Linked DNA regions of Mus musculus: region 2 is linked to region 1. Evidence: chromatin loops called from intact Hi-C (ENCODE). Cell type or tissue: heart. All regions are shown on one strand. Each heading gives the region's core, and the rest is flanking DNA. Links, peaks and the distances in the headings are about the cores only.

Region 1 (7,960 bases), core at 1,705-6,704:
ATAACTACCTTTACTCGTCTCTCTAGTTACTTTCTAGAAAAGGTCTCTAACTTAAAAAAAAAATGGAGATGAATTTTAAGGTACTTGAAATACAGTGCCAAGTTGTTCCTTCCTTCATTTGGACATTGATTGCTGTTGTTGTTATTATTATTATTTAAAATAAACAACAAACACCTGCCTGTCTGAGAGGCAAGAATGTAGACACAGCCTGTCAGTGCTAGATGAGACCAAGAAGCCAAGTCAGGAGCCATGAGACTGGAATGGGACTAGGACCATCTCACTGGCATGTCTAGGATTAACACCAGAAAGGTGGTGAGAATATAAAGCTAAACACCCTCTGTGCCTACGTACAGGACGACTTGATCTGTGCAGCACTTGCACATGAAAACTATTCATGGTGCTATATGTTTGTTTTGTTTTTTTGTTTTTTGTTTGTTTTTTGAAACAGGGTTTCTCTGTGTAGCCCTGACTGTCCTGGAACTCACTCTGTAGACCAGGCTGGCCTCGAACTCAGAAATCCACCTGCCTCTGCCTCCCAAGTTCTGGGATTAAAGGCATGGGCCACCACGCCAGGCTATATGTTTGTTTTAAGTGAGTGAATGTTACTACTATATTAAACTCTAACTACTTGCACTGGCATCTGAAGGTCATATTTGTACTCCCTTACAAAACCATGTCTAAAACTCTACATTAAGTTTCATTAGCAATTCTAGCAATAAATGTCTAATCCCCTTCACATCAAACACCTTCTACCCTTCTAGTTCAGTCGGCTTCAAACTCTCTTATGATCCACAATCCCTAAGAACAAATACAGGCTAGTATCTGAGCATGTGTGTATGCGTGCACATACACACACGTGCGCATATATATATATATATATATATATATATATAAACTGAAGCAATATTCATAACTTAGTACTTGTCATATCAGAGACAGAACATTTGATATTGTGCATTCCAGTCTACACTCCTCTACTTAAGAGAGATACATCTAATATACATTTTAAATCAAATACTCAGTGATTTGGGAGTTAAAAAGCTCAACAGTATCAGACCATAAATTTGGGATTATAGCCGGATGTGGTGTCGCACACCTTTAATCCCAGAACTTGGGAGGCAGAGGCAGGCAGATTTCTTCGTTCGTGGCCAGCCTGGTCTACAGAGTGAATTCCAGGACAGCCAGGGCTATACAGAGAAACCCTGTCTCAAAAAAACAAAAAAATATAAAAAATAAAAATTTGGGATTATGGAATATGATGAGAGTCATATATACTATAGTTTAAGGTAAACATAAACAAATACACAAAGGGATTTCGATGTACTCAATCAGTACAATAAAATAAAAAAAATGAAGGATAATTATAAGATGGTATCTCATATAAATAGTACTAGAGTCTACAACAATTGAATACAATGAACTTTTAAGATATTTAACAATATTCACATTTATGAACTCAAAGCAAGAAAAGAATGATGTGCCTGGGGAAGGGGGTGGGGGGTAATCAACTCAGGCAGAAAGACTGCCACAAGTTCAAAGCAAACCTGGGTGGGGACATGGTGAGCTTCACACCAGGCTGGAATACAGTGTGAGACCTAGTCTCAAACATACACACCACCACCACCAAACAACACAAGCAAACAAACAAAAATGACAAAGAAAGAACATATATCTTATAGTCAACCGGATAATAAGAGATCCACGGTGTTGAAAACTTCCAGTCTATTGCCAGCAAGTATTCTTTTTTTTGTTTTGTTTTGTTTTGTTTTTTCGAGACAGGGTTTCTCTGTGTAGCCCTGGCTGTCCTGGAACTCACTCTGTAGACCAGGCTGGCCTCTGCCTCCCAAGTGCTGGGATTAAAGGCGTGTGCCACCACTGCTAGGCAAGTTTTCTTAAACATTTTCATTTGTCCCTTTAAAAAAAAAGTGGAAAAATTAGTTCTTAGCCATCTATGTAACTAACATTCTGCTAATCTACTCCTTCAGCCTATACATCACCCAGGTTATGTAACTCCTTCCAAAGTCCTTCTATGTTAACCAGTAAGCAAACAGATAATCCTGCCTCTGCAATGTGCCCATCTCCACCTCCACTGCTTCCACATCCTCTCATAAGCAACCTAGTTGGAAGCAGTCCACTTCTCAGCTATACTTGATGGCTCCCTACATGAAGGACATGAGCAAAAGCACTCATCTTATTACCAACAGCAGTTTCCGATCTGAGGTCTTTGAGGATCCGGACAAGTGAAGCTCTGAGACACAGTTCAAATGAAATCTTTCTCTGGAAACTGCAGAGCTCTCTGATGATAGTTGAGATACTACCCTTGTTTATCCCACACTGATCAGCAGGAAGAGCTAGGCTTACTCTGTGTTTATATTACACTATGATTAAAAGCACAGTTACACAATGAGTTTACAGAAACAGTTTCCTGAAATATCTTCCCTCAAACTATCTTAAATCCAATAGATCCCCAGAACCTAGTGCTTTCGAACTCAAACACCCCAAACTAACTACATGTCTTGAAAAAAATCACCATGTTCTTCTAACTGCCTGTACCAATAACTGCCTTTTGTCTTTGTTGTCGTTGCTGTTGTCTGATTCAAGATCAAGGGAGTATGCAAGCAGAGAATTCCAACAAGGATCCCTAAACCCAAATCTACAGGCTTCAGTAGACTTTGCACCAAAACACCCTTGGGACCTGTGGATAAGTCTAGTCATCAAAATGACTGCGAGAAATTACACATCGTAAGAACTGTCACCTCTAACACTTTCCTCCACATAAAAGGGAAAAGGTAAGTCATACCTATGTAGTCTCTAGGAAGATTCATCTCCAGAAAGAGCTGGTAAGCTCCAATCACCACCATGAAAGACCAGAGAAGAATGGCCATCTGTCAAGGAAATAGCGAAGCAGCAAGCTATACTGTGGCTCACAGGTTGACAGACCTGGTACAGGGCTTGCTCAAAGGAACAGCTTACACACAATTCTCAACTCTACGTGAGCATATATACACACTAGAACATTCCTGCAAACTACTCGAGTCGCAATGACATTTTTAACCAAGGCTGGACTGTAGCATCAGCCCAAGACAAGATTGGACTCTACTACAGCTCAAGAGCTTTTTGTGAGCAAAGAAGATATCCTTCATTCTATGGAACTTTACCACATACTCACACTGCCTAAGGAAATGTACTAGCAAGAATTTCTAACTTGCTTCATGGAAGTAGGATGAGTTCCACCAAAACGGCATTAACAATTAAAATCAAAGTTTAAGGTCTAAAAACCATCATTTCTGTTTGACTATAAGAAAGAAAAGAAATTCTTAGCTATAAGGAGGAAGAAACAACAAAATTATAATAGTTGATTATGTCCCTGGTGTGGCCTACCCAATAACCATTGATGTGTGCATACTTGACTGCTAACATTCAGTCTCCTTTCCTATTTCTGTAGCAGATTTCCTCTACTAAAGAAGAATCATGGAGTCATATTGCTTGGCATGTAAGATGAGTCTTTAGATTAGCATTGTGACTTTCTATCGTAGTCAGAGCATACGAGAACCAATGGTCACTACTACTGAGACTTTAGAGGAAAATATAAATCATTGTTCTGGGTACTTATGAAAAAGAGCAATAAGTTATCATCTCATATGGCATCTTTACTCACATCCCTTCCCTCAGGGTTACACACAAAAACTGGTAGATTCAGCAAAAGCTTTGGACCAGGAGTCCAGGAGGATGACAGTAACAGAATATTGCATTTAGTCACCAGAGGATGCATACAAAACCTTGGCAGTAACATATAGTCACTGTTTTTTATCTCACTCAAAGTCGTGTCACTGAATCAAGAGAAAGGAGTCATTATGAACACAGTTTTAAGACGAGGCATTTTTGACTAAACACATTTCACACTTCACAAATCCTCAGGGTTTGAAGGGGGGTCAATGATTTCATCCACTCATCACTAAACACTAGAGGCATGGGCCTGGAAGAAATCCTCCTGGCTAAACACTACATTTCCACTAGCTTTCTACAATGAGCCCCCGAGCAGAAGCAAAGGAACTGACATGCTCTATACTCAGCTAAACTGTTTCAATGCGTACACTGATGCCAGTACAGTGATGGGTGTTTCCCAGGAGGCATTTAATAAGGAGAAGGAGGGAGGGAGGGAAAGAGAAAGAGAGGAAAAAAGAGAGAGAGAAAGAAGGAGGAGAACGAGGAAGAGGAGGAGGAGGAGGAGGAGGAGGAGGAGAAGGAGGAGGAGGAGGTTGGGCAGCACTGTTATACAAGCTAAGGAGGAATGCAGCATCAGGCAAGTGGCAGAGGGAGACTGTGGGGAGGACCAACAAGTTAAGGGAAAAAACAGAAAAGTCACAGTTAAAGGAGAACAGGAAGTGAAGAAAGAAAAAATAGAATAAAGAGACTATGCATGAAGGTGAAGAAGCTCTGATACCAAAAGCAAGACACATACCCAGCATGCACAGCATGGGATACTACATCTCAAGCAAACTCAAGATGAGCATTCAATCAAGACACGGGTGAGAAACTCGGCTCAGAGACAGCAGTGAAGTAAGGTAGGGATGGGGAAAAGTGGTTATGCCTGGGCACCATTCATTATGCTAATGGAAAGATAAAATATTAGAATTCCTAGTGTTAAAACCAAAAGGATCAGAAGAAGCATAAAACAAGCTGGGCATGTGCCTACAATCCTACTACTCTGAAGCAACGGCAGGAGGTCATGAGTGTGAGGCCAGGATATTCTCACGCCCTCTTCTGGCCTCCATGGACACTGCACACATGGTGAATAAATATACATATAGACAAAACATCCATACACATAAGAACAATATAAACTAGAATTTTTGGAAAAAAATGAACATATACTATCAGTAGTCTCAAAAAAAAACAAAGTGCCCAGGAAACTTTTACCTTGAAAAGTAATACAAAATATATTATATATTGAAGTTTTTAACATTTTCTTCCATGCTGGAACTCTTCCAAGTGAGTTTTATGTCAAGGTGGCATAAATTCATGAGCAAATTTAAAAACAAAAACAAAAGGACAGGATACTGTTTTGCGTGCTGTGTAAAGATTATCCTGTATTACATGATACCTTCTCTGTCCCCATGTTCTTTCAATTTGCACACAGCATTGTAATGCTTATCTCGTTTCCTGTCTCAAGTTTGTGTAAACAATGCTTACCATTTATTCTCTGTCTTGTCAATAAAAGTGGATCAGCCAATGGCTGAGGGAAGAGAAAATAAGGTGGAACTTCCGCCAGCTAGGGGAAGAGGAAGAGAGAGAGAGAACATAAAACAGATTGAGGCAAGGGCAAGAGGATAGATCATGGGAAAATACATCTAAAGCCCAGAGAGTCAAACCAGAACTAAAATGTAAGGATCTCAGGGGTTTTGGCAGGGAGGTGCCAGGTTAGCTTAGAAGATTAAAATAGATCAGTGGCTGCCCAAGTACTTCAGTAAAGCTTGATTAAATCAATCTTGGTCTCTCTGTGTCATTATTGGGAAACTATCTAGACTAAAGATAATCAGCTGCTGTATTACTGCATACATTTATATTTGTATTAATTGTTATACTAAAATAATTATGGACATTTCTATGATCACCAGCAGTTAACTCACTTTAAAATGGTAATCAAGTTCTCTCATTAAGACAAAAGTCTTACAAAATGTTCCATTTTAACAAAAGAATTACCAATTACAACACAGGCTTACTCCAAGACATATCTAGGGCATAACACACAATGGAACTAAGAACTGAACATGACCTGGATTTCAACAACATAGTGTTTGACATACAAAGCAACTGACACAGAATCCTGCCACCTCAGCATAACCCTTCTCAAGAAATCTGGCCATTTTGAAGGGTTAAAAAAAGAGGGGGGTGAAGGGAGAGAGAAATAAAAGAAGCTATCCTCCATGGAAGTGGGAGGGCAGCTCACTGGGAAGAACCTGTTTAACAAGAGTGGAAGGGAGTGGAAGCAGTGTAACGAGGGTGAAGTGGACATGGACAAAGTACACCATCTACACATGTGAAACATGTGAATTGTTTAAATTCTGAATGGAAACTATTCTAAATGTCTAGAGTCACTGTAATTAAATTTAAGAAATAGATAAAAATTCCCAGTGAATGAAAATAATGAAATTTATAAAAATGGATAGTTTTATGCTAGAGTCCTACTGTTTATTCAGCTTCGGTGATTTCTGGAATACTACTCTTAACTTTTTGAAATCATATTATCTGATTTTAATCAGAATATAATTGGTCTACTATCTAACAGAACTGTGGACCAAATACTTGGGTAACTAATAAAAGCCAGTTTTCTCGGAGCTATATTTCAAATTCCTTCCAAAGAAATATATAACTAAAGGCCCGAGTTTGAGTGGGAGCTGCATCTGTAAGCTAAGTAGGCCAAAATTCAGCCTAATAGCTCATCTCACTTGACAAGCAGGTTAAGAATAATTGTGATGGGCCGGGCTGTGGTGGCACACACCTTTAATCCCAGCACTTGGGAGGCAGAGGCAGGCGGATTTCTGAGGCCAGCCTGGTCTACAGAGTGAGTTCCAGGACAGCTAGGGCTACACAGAGAATCCCTGTCTCAGAAAACCAAAAAAAAAAAAAAAAAAAAAAAAAAAAAAGTTGTGATGGGCTGGAGAGATAGTTCAGTGGTAAGAGCACTGACTGCTCTACCAGAGGTCCTGAGTTCAATTCCCAGCAACCACATGGTGGCTCACAATCATCTGTAATGGGGTTTGATGCCTTATTCTGGTGTGTCTGAAGAGAGCAACAGTGTACTCATATAAATAAGATAGATTAAAAAATGATTGTGATAATTATACATGTTGAAAGAAATGAACATAAGACTATTTTATGGCAAGAATATTACTTAAACCTCACAAAGTTTTATTAGAGAATAGTTACGTTCATTTGTTTACACATTGATTATCTATATCTACTTTTATACTAAAATTTCAAAGCTGAGTAATTAAAGCATGATGATTGGTTCTATAAAGCTTTAGTATGTATAGGAGTAGAGTAGTGCTGAATAAATAAAAACATACAAGGAGAGAAGTCTGCTAATGGCGGGGTAGTATGAACTAGACTAGCAAGGCACTCAGGAACAGAATGTTTATCCACACTACCATCACCTAGTATTTCTCAAAGCAACACTTGCAACTCAAGAATTTAATCTAGCAGTCTATAAAAGCTGAAAACGAGAAAACTACATTTCAAGATGCTTGTACAATGTTTAGAAAATGTAGAACATCTAAGTACTCAATGGCGGATGGTTAGATCATCAACAGGTCAAAGGTAAACTCCCCCATGACTATAATCCCAGCAATGGGCAAGCTGAAGCAAAACATAAAAACTCAAGACCAACCTGGACTAGACAGGGAGATCCTTTCTCAGGACAATGCCAAAACCAATACAAAATGTCAAAGGATTTGTACTACAAAATGATGATATGTATTACTGTTAAATACAAGAGGAAATGAAACGTCTGACATATTTGTTAGGGGTGTTTTTGTCATGAAAGAGATGGATACCTCTCAAAATAATAGCAGGAAATGTATGTATGATTTGGAGGAAGCTATGTGCATCTGTACTTTCAAGCTTTCATAAACTGTTGTCAAAATTTGTAAGAATTGTGGGAATTCTAACAAGTCTCCTAGGTTATTTGACAGTCCATCCGTTGGTTTTCAAGTACAGACCATGACTGACAATGTCGCCTATTTCTTTTCTTCCTCTTCTGTTTATTCATCCTGAATTTTGTCCTTAAACATTCTGTCATGTTGTCTGGGTATTTATTAAGCACACCAATACATACAATCCAATAATGTAAACTGATGGTGTTTTTCTCTCTCTAATTCTGTGTCAACATTTGGGCTGACCTCAATAAATAATCTTGAAAACATCATGCTCTGAATTGGATCTCTATGAGTACTGCCAG
Region 2 (7,960 bases), core at 1,237-6,236, 480 kb before region 1:
GAGTTCATTGCCACTCATAAGATTCTGTTTCTTTTGGAAATGTAGAAATGCTGATTGTACTTCATTTTTTATTTTGGAAAAAAATTAATTACATTTTTTTGTTTTGTTTGCATATGCAAGTGTGTATGTGTGTGGACATTCAAGTACCGTGGTACAGATAGGGAAGTCAGAGGACAACTTGGCATGAATTGGTTATCTCTCCACCAGGCTTCAGATTCAGGTTGGCAGGCATGGTGACAGGTTTGTGTTTGGAAGACATAGGTCAAGTTTGGGCATAATTCCTCTGAAGTTCTCCGCCTTGGTTTTGGATATGGCTTATCTCACTGAACCCGGAGCACTTCTATTCAGCTAGATTGGCTATCTAGTAGCGCACAGTGATCCTCCTGTCTCTGCTTCCATAGCACTGGAATTACAAACGTGCATTCCTAGCTCTGTATTAATACATGGAAGCCAAGAATCCACACTCAGGTTCTCACGCTTGGCTACTGTGCTGGCTGGTTTTGTGTGTCAACTTGACACAGGCTGGAGTTATCCCAGAGAAAGGAGCTTCAGTTGGGGAAGTGCCTCCATGAGATCCAGCTGTAAGGCATTTTCTCAATTAGTGATCAAGGGTTTTCGGAAAAACCCCTTGTGGGTGGGACCATCTCTGGGCTGGTAGTCTTGGGTTCTATAAGAGAGCAGGCTGAGCAAGCCAGGGGAAGCAAGCCAGTAAGTAACATCCCTCCATGGCCTCTGCATCAGCTCCTGCTTCCTGACCTGCCTGAGTTCCATTCCTGACTTCCTTTGGTGATGAACAGCAATGTGGAAGAGTAAGCTGAATAAACCCTTTCCTCCCCAAGTGCTTCTTGGTCATGATGTTTGTGCAGGAATAGAAACCCTTGACTAAGACAGGTACCAAGCACTCTAATGACCGAGCCATCTCCTCAACCCACTTAGTGGTTTTAATTCACCTTTATTTAATAGCTAATGTTGAAAATCTTTTCATGAACTTATTTTTCACTTATTTATCTTTCTCAGTAAGGTGACTGTCTTTCATGACTTTGGCTTATCTTATAATAAAATTATTTGCCCTTTTAATGTTGAAATGTGAAATGTATAGATTCTAGATATTATTCCTTTGCTGAAGGCATAGTTTGTGGATATTTTTACCTGTCTTTATTTTGTGTTTCCATCTAAATAAATTTCAATTTTTTACTTACAAGTTTTAAAATTAGAACATTAAGTTATTTTATGACATTTCAAGTAAAATTACTGTGTATTTTTCTTTATTCTCTTCCCCTTTTCACGCCTGTGTTTATCTTCCTTATAATCTTCCACAGCTTCTTTTTCTCTTTTTTTTGTATGTTACATGTCTTGTTGCCCATCCCCTCACCTTTCCTCAACAACTATATTCCTCCTTTAGGAGCCTTCTCCCTGGTTTCATAACCTATACTTGCACCGACCTCTCACTAGTATATGGAGACATTATAAGCTTTGATCCACATATGGGAGACTATTATAATATACTTTATAGATCTATCCATTCCTGAAATTTTCATGATTTCATTTTTCTGTGCAATGAGTAAAATGATACTGTGTGTATGTACCACATTTTTGTTATCCAATCATCCATTATGGATATCTAGGCTGCTACCATTCCCTAAATATTTTAATTTATGCAGCAATAAACATGAATGTACAAATCTCTTTGTGGCAGACTATAGAGTCCTTTAGATCTATGCCCAATCATGGTATAGCTGGGTCACATGGTTCTATAATTTTTCCAGAACTTTTCATATTATTTCCATAATGGCTATATTTGTTTACACTTCCACCAGCAGTGAATAAGAGCGCCTCTTTCCCCATATTCCCTGCATTATCTGTTTCAGGAATTGTGTTGGGCAGGAACACTAACAATACCTATCATATGTCTAACTTAGCAACAGGTCCAGAAGTACTAAGATTACTATACCACGATTCCTACTCTTCAAGGACCCAAGATGAACTTGAGTAGCAGATACAAGAACCAATAACTATGGCAATGTGGTAATAATTGGGGAAGAAACAGAAACTGTTAATCGATAGTGTGATCATTTTGCTGGTGCTATAAAAGATCCCAAGACCCATATGGACAAAAGAAGTGACTCCCAAAGATTCATATCATGATCCGTGGAATGGGTGCACCCATACACATACATACACAAAATTAACAAAGGTGAAAATCTTTCAAATGTGTTTTAGTTCCAATGGTTTATTCAAACTGGGAGCCTTTAGTCCTCCAAGATATCACAGAAAAAAATGTGAAGTTATAGGGGGAGAATCCTTTTGCTGTTATTCTGAAAAATCCAAGATTACTCAGAGGGCATGAGATTCCGATTTTGAAGTTCTGGGGTGAGAACAGTGCCTACAGCAATCTCTATTTGATCAACTAAGTTACACTACCATTTTCAGTTTGTTGCTAGTGCAAACATTTCACTGGTGAGAACCAACATGACGCAAGAGAAAAGGCCCTGAAGTTTCAAACTGGAACATTCTATTTTAATCACTCCACGTTGACACAACTTGGCCTTTGCATCTTCATGTAATGCTATTATGGTGAGCATCCTGTGGTACTTAAAAGCCAAATGACCATCTATGGGTGTTTGGTTTTTGTTTTTTTGGTTTGTTTGTTTGTTTGTTTGTTTGTTTGTTTGACAAAAGGATGTTCAAACCTGAAATGAAGAGCCATAGCCTGGAACATTTAATTATCCATGCTTTGCCTTTTTTTCTTGAAAATTGTGTGAATTCCAAACACCTTGCAAAGTAGACTTCATGCTTTGAGACCAGATCCAGAGTTCATGAAGGCTTAAGAAAAGTACTTCAGGGCTGACGAGATGGCTCAGCAGTTAAGAGCACTGACTGTTCTTCCAGAGGTCCTGAGTTCAATTCCCAGCAACCACATGGTTGGCTCACAACCATCTGTAATGGGATCCGATGCCCTCTTCTGATGTGCTTGAAAAACAGCTACAGTGTAGTCATATAAATGAAATAAATTTTTTTTAAAAATTTAAGTTATTTCAAATAAGTGAGCAAACTCAAAGTGTTGTGACAGACACTTGTGCTCCAGGGAAGGTTGTATGGGCTAGATGTCAGGTGGAATCCATTTTAAGATACACACGTAAAGATGCCTGCGGTGATCCGGGGTCCTCGAGGAAAGCCAATAGGAAAGCCTTCTAACAGACATCCTTGCCCTTTGTAACTATTAAAGGTGCAGCACACAGGCTGCAAGTCACTTCCATGAGTCAACCTACCTTCCCCAGTTTCCATCTAGTCTTTGCCCTCTGTCATTGTCCCAGGAACTACAAATTTGTCCAAACTACAATCTGGCTATTGCAGAAATATACAAAGCTGGTTTACACAGCACGATGGTCTCACCCTTTTTCCCCCCTCCCACAGTTTCAGTCTTTAACAGGCACCAACGTAGCCACACCCCCCTCCCCGATCCTACCAATCAACTGGGAGGCCCACCATCCCTGCTGGCCAATTCCCTTCACAGTGCTTCTGCAAGTCCCGCCCACTCACAGAGCTACAGGGAGCTGTCCCTCTACACTTGCTGCACACGGCCCCCCACGCCCCTCCTCGCCGCACTGGCGACAGTGCCACGGGTCCTTCTGTCCTGGAGAAGAGGTCTGCAGTCACGCAAGGCCTGAGACCTCCCGAGCGATTCTAGGCAACCGCCTGCAAGAGGAAAGGGAAAAGCCACCCAGAGCGCCAGGCCTTCTGACCCCGGAAGTGGTTCTCCCCTGTACAGTAGATAGGGGCGGGCCCAGCCGCCGGTCTAGCCCGGCATGCCCCGGGCTTCCGGTGACCTCTGGCCCTTTTCTGTCGTCCGCTCCTGCTGCTTAGCGTGCTCGCTCGCGCGTTGCTTTCCCTCCACGCTCCCGGCTTCCTCCCCACGCTGCCCGGTGACCGTGGCGCCCGCGACCGGCGCGGCGGCGGCGGAGGACAGTCGTCATGGCCGCCTCTAAGCCCATAGAGGCGGCGATGGCGGCGGCTGCTGCGCCCGGTTCTGGAAATGGAGTGGGCGGTGGCGGTGGGACTGCGGGCCCCGGCTCGGGCGCGGGGACCCTGCCGCGATGGCACGTGGCGCTGGCCATCGGGGCGCCCCTGTTGCTGGGTGCTGGGGCTATGTACCTGTGGAGCCGAAGGCGGAGGCGCCGGGAAGCGGGAGGCCGGGGCGACGCCAGCGGCCTGAAGCGCAACAGTGAACGGAAGACCCCCGAGGGCAGGGCCAGTCCGGCCCTGGGCAGTGGCCACCACGACGGTTCTGGGGACTCCCTGGAAATGGTGAGAAGCCGCCCGGGCCGTAGAGGTGAAAACGAGCGGATGCAGCTTTTCCTTGACCCGTTGTGCGGGTGAGGGGCCCTCCCACCGGTCGGAAACTGCCGAGTGACTTTAGAGTCGTTTCTGGTTGCCTTTATAGGGAATGGAATAGCAGCTCCAGGCTGGCTAGCGTAGAGACGTTCTTTGACAATTTCCTTTGGGATCCAACAGAATACTTTGCCTTTCTTCTAAGTGACACAGCATTTATCCCTAGTATGTAGGTATGGGAAACATGCACAAATATAGTAATTCCATTAAGCGAAGAAAGGCAAATTTCACGGAACGATTGGAGTTGTACCGTGAGTTGTTATTGTGTTTCCCAAGACCAGAACTTTGCTAAGAACCTTTTAAAAACAAGCCATTTTTCTTTCGGAGTTTCTCTCTCGCTCTGATTGTGTGTGTGTGTGTGTGTGTGTGTGTGTGTGTGTGTGTGTTTGGGGAGGGAGATTAGCAACTATTACAAAGTTCAAAAAAATCATTAGGTAGCTTTGTATATAGGAAATAGTTCAGTTTTTAAGGAACTGTGCCTCCCACCCCCACCCCCGCTGCACATCTTAAAATGTTCTATTTCACCTGGACATATATATACATGTGTCCAAGCCTGATAAAGAGTCTCTGGTGTTATAACAAGCATTGGAGTGATAAACTGCTCTATCGGATCTGGTGGTCAGACTATTAAATCTTTTTGACAAGTTTGACGGCTGTGTGGAGAATTGGCATGGACTGAGATTGAGTGAGATAAGGGACTTTACTGGGTCAGGAATTCTGTGGTGGTATTACCAGAGTAATCCAAGTTCAGAGAAACTTACAGGTAAATAAATACCAGGTATGTGCCTGAGGAAATTCTTTATACACACGCATCCTATGTGCACTTAACACTCATGAGAAAAACTGTACAGTTAAATGAATGGCAGGCATTTTCATCCCATTCAGCCTGAAGACACGTTGTTCTTTTCCTAAGTAGCTTCAGAGGCTCTGGTATATGACTCCAGGGATAGTACTTACTGTGTGTGAGTCACCGTGCTAGCTAGCAGGAAGGCTGTTTGTTCTCTCCTATGGGGAAGTTAAACAGCCAATTTCTAACCAGAACTTACAATGTTGGAGGGAACCATGATCTTTGAGAGCTGAGGAGATGCCATTCTACATTGTCCTGTCCAGCATTGTTATTTTGGTAAGCTCAGTTTATGTCATTGTCATCCTGGTAGGCTAAGAGGATTAAAATATTTGGTCCCTTCTATTTCATCCAGCACTAAAATGTTAAACCAAAGTTTTTAGGATGAAAGCCCAGCACTGGCAGCCCCAGCAAACTATGATGAGCAACCACACTCCAAGAAGCCCTTTACAGAGATAAATAATGGCAAAAAGCAAAGATTTGTTTAGTGTTGCCATACTGGAAAGAGGGATGGTCAGTTGGTTCCAGTAACTTCCAAGTTTTTAGGTTACTCACCAGACCTTTAAGGTTTAACTGATGGGAGAATCTGGGCAAGAGGTATGGAAATGAAGCAGCTCTGGTCAAGAAGTGGTATGGCAGTTGTGAGGGCTGGTGAGGGCTGAAGGAAGGGTTCCTAAGGGGATTAGTCTGGTCCCTGTAAGACAGTTGCGTATGTCCCAGGGCATGGACTCAACATCCAGGATAATTACCCTCGTCTGAGGGGTGCTCTGGAATCCAAGGTGACTCGAGGAAAAGGTTAAGGACAATGACTTAACCTCTGGGTTCAGTTGAGCTGAAGGGGACAGAATGCAGAGATGTTATGCTCTTGTCCTACTTTCAGTCACCTATGGGCCAGAGTGAGATTTTAAGGGCATTTTTAGCAAAGCAACCTGTAAGTGCCTGTTTAAGAAATGGTGTGGTTGTGAGTGCCCGTGAAGGTGGTTGTCAAGAGCCTTCTTTGACTCAGTTATTGTTTCCATAGATGTGAAATTTTGTACATGTGAAAATTTCATATCTAAAGTTTCTATTTCATTTTAATCTGGAATAGTAAATAAGTAAACGTTACATAAAAGTTCTTAAGTTCTATAGTAATCATAAATTAAGAATAAGGGGAGCTGGCGTGGAGAAGTGTCTTAACAGTTAAAGAGTGCATATCGCTCTTGCAGAGAACATGAGCTTGTTACCAGGACCCTTGTGTGATAGCTCACACTTGTAATTCCAGCTTCAGGAGGATCCAGTACCTCCAGTGTTCAAGAACACCCTCACTTGGTTGCACATAAGCACGTGTATGCATTTACACATATATAACACAGAAATAATTAGTAAATTCCCTTTTTAGTATTGCAACATTGTCTGCAGCAGTACTAATTATTTTAATATTTATAAGTGGCTTCTAGTTTTTATAAAGAATAATTTTGATTGGCCTGACTTCTGTTGAATTCTCTGCTTTAAAATGGTTATTATATTTGTCCCAAAATAAAACTGAGCAAAACACTTGAACATGCCATTTTTTTTTTAACCTCACCATGTAGAATTTAGGAATATGGTCCTGAAATCTTACTTGGAATTACTAAATTATTGTTTAGCAAGGCAATATTAAGAATCATTATTTTCTAGTGGAAATTATATTCTTAAGTGTTGGTAGAGAGTCATATTTGACTCTTACGAGTGTCTGTGTATAACTGATATAACTGATATAACTGCGTATAACTCATCCGTATTTCCTATGGCTGAAGGACTCCCTCTGCGTTAGCTCTGCATTGTCTCAGCTGAAGGTACAACAGGCTTTCTAGGTGCTGTGTCTCCAGCTGCACAATAACTACCTTTTTTTTTTAACAGGATTAAGGAATTACCAGATATCTATTCAGGGTTCAGTGTTAGCAGACTGAAAAGAAAACCTGTTTAGTTTTGTCTTTGGGCTTAATGTTTGCCCAAATATAAAATGAACCAGTGGTAGATGTTCCCCCGTGTAACATGGGCCATGTCCAGTTATCACTTGCAAAAGCTTGGAAGAAAAATGCAAACCTGTTCATGTTGGTTTCAAGATATTTAAAGAAAACATCTGACAGTTGATAGTTTGTAAGAGTGAGGTAAAATATTAAACCATGCTCCATTTAAATAGTTGTAAAATTTACCAGTGTTCTGTCTTACTCTAGTAGTTTTTTTCAAACTTGAATTACAGATTTTCATCATTGGGAAATTTCTTACTTTAGAAATTTCACTTCTCACTCTAGATTTGAGCTACCTCAGATGAATAACAAATACACACTAAGCCTAGTGTCCTAGTTGCTCTAATAGGTATGCACTAGCTTAAGAGCAGTATCAATTTCATAACTTTATTAATTTCATAGTAACTTTAAAAAAAAATATTTATTTATTTATTTATTTATTTATTTATTTATTATATGTAAGTACACTGTAGCTGTCTTCAGAATGCCACTCCAGAAGAGGGCATTAGACCTTGTTATGGATGGTTGTGAGCCACCATGTGGTTGCTGGGATTTGAACTCAGGACCTTCAGAAGAGCAGTCAGTGCTTTTAATGGCTGAGCCATCTCTCCATCCCCCTCATAGTAACTTTTTATTCCATCATGCTTTAAAATCAATGATTCATAAGGAGAAAGTAGATGTTGTAATATTCAAGGTTTTTAGCCATTATACAGATATTATTCCACATAATACAGTATTG

What was found. Peaks named below come from ENCODE experiments on the same cell type or tissue, not always from the same donor. Only the 100,000 strongest peaks of a DNase experiment are listed, where the experiment ranks them.
Region 2: a loop joins it to region 1, with 3 times the contacts of the local background. A loop is called at or near these places in 10 of 42 quality-filtered maps.

What each region holds. Positions count from the first base shown.
Region 1 is chr16:57,595,432-57,603,391 of GRCm38, forward strand. The region is part of intron 1 of Cmss1 (cms small ribosomal subunit 1); the gene reads right to left. Among named protein-coding and RNA genes, the nearest start is that of Cmss1, 7.5 kb to the right of the region's middle. In heart, for the core only: a CTCF peak has its summit at 4,773 (motif pointing left); no DNase peak of the experiment used is centred there.
Region 2 is chr16:57,117,890-57,125,849 of GRCm38, forward strand. Tomm70a (translocase of outer mitochondrial membrane 70A) reads left to right here and starts at 3,825. Exons shown (of 12, transcript NM_138599.5): 1 at 3,825-4,305. The coding sequence starts at 3,973. In heart, for the core only: no CTCF peak of the experiment used is centred there; DNase peaks (open chromatin) are centred at 3,522 and 3,762; H3K4me3 peaks cover 3,006 bases; H3K27ac peaks cover 1,794 bases.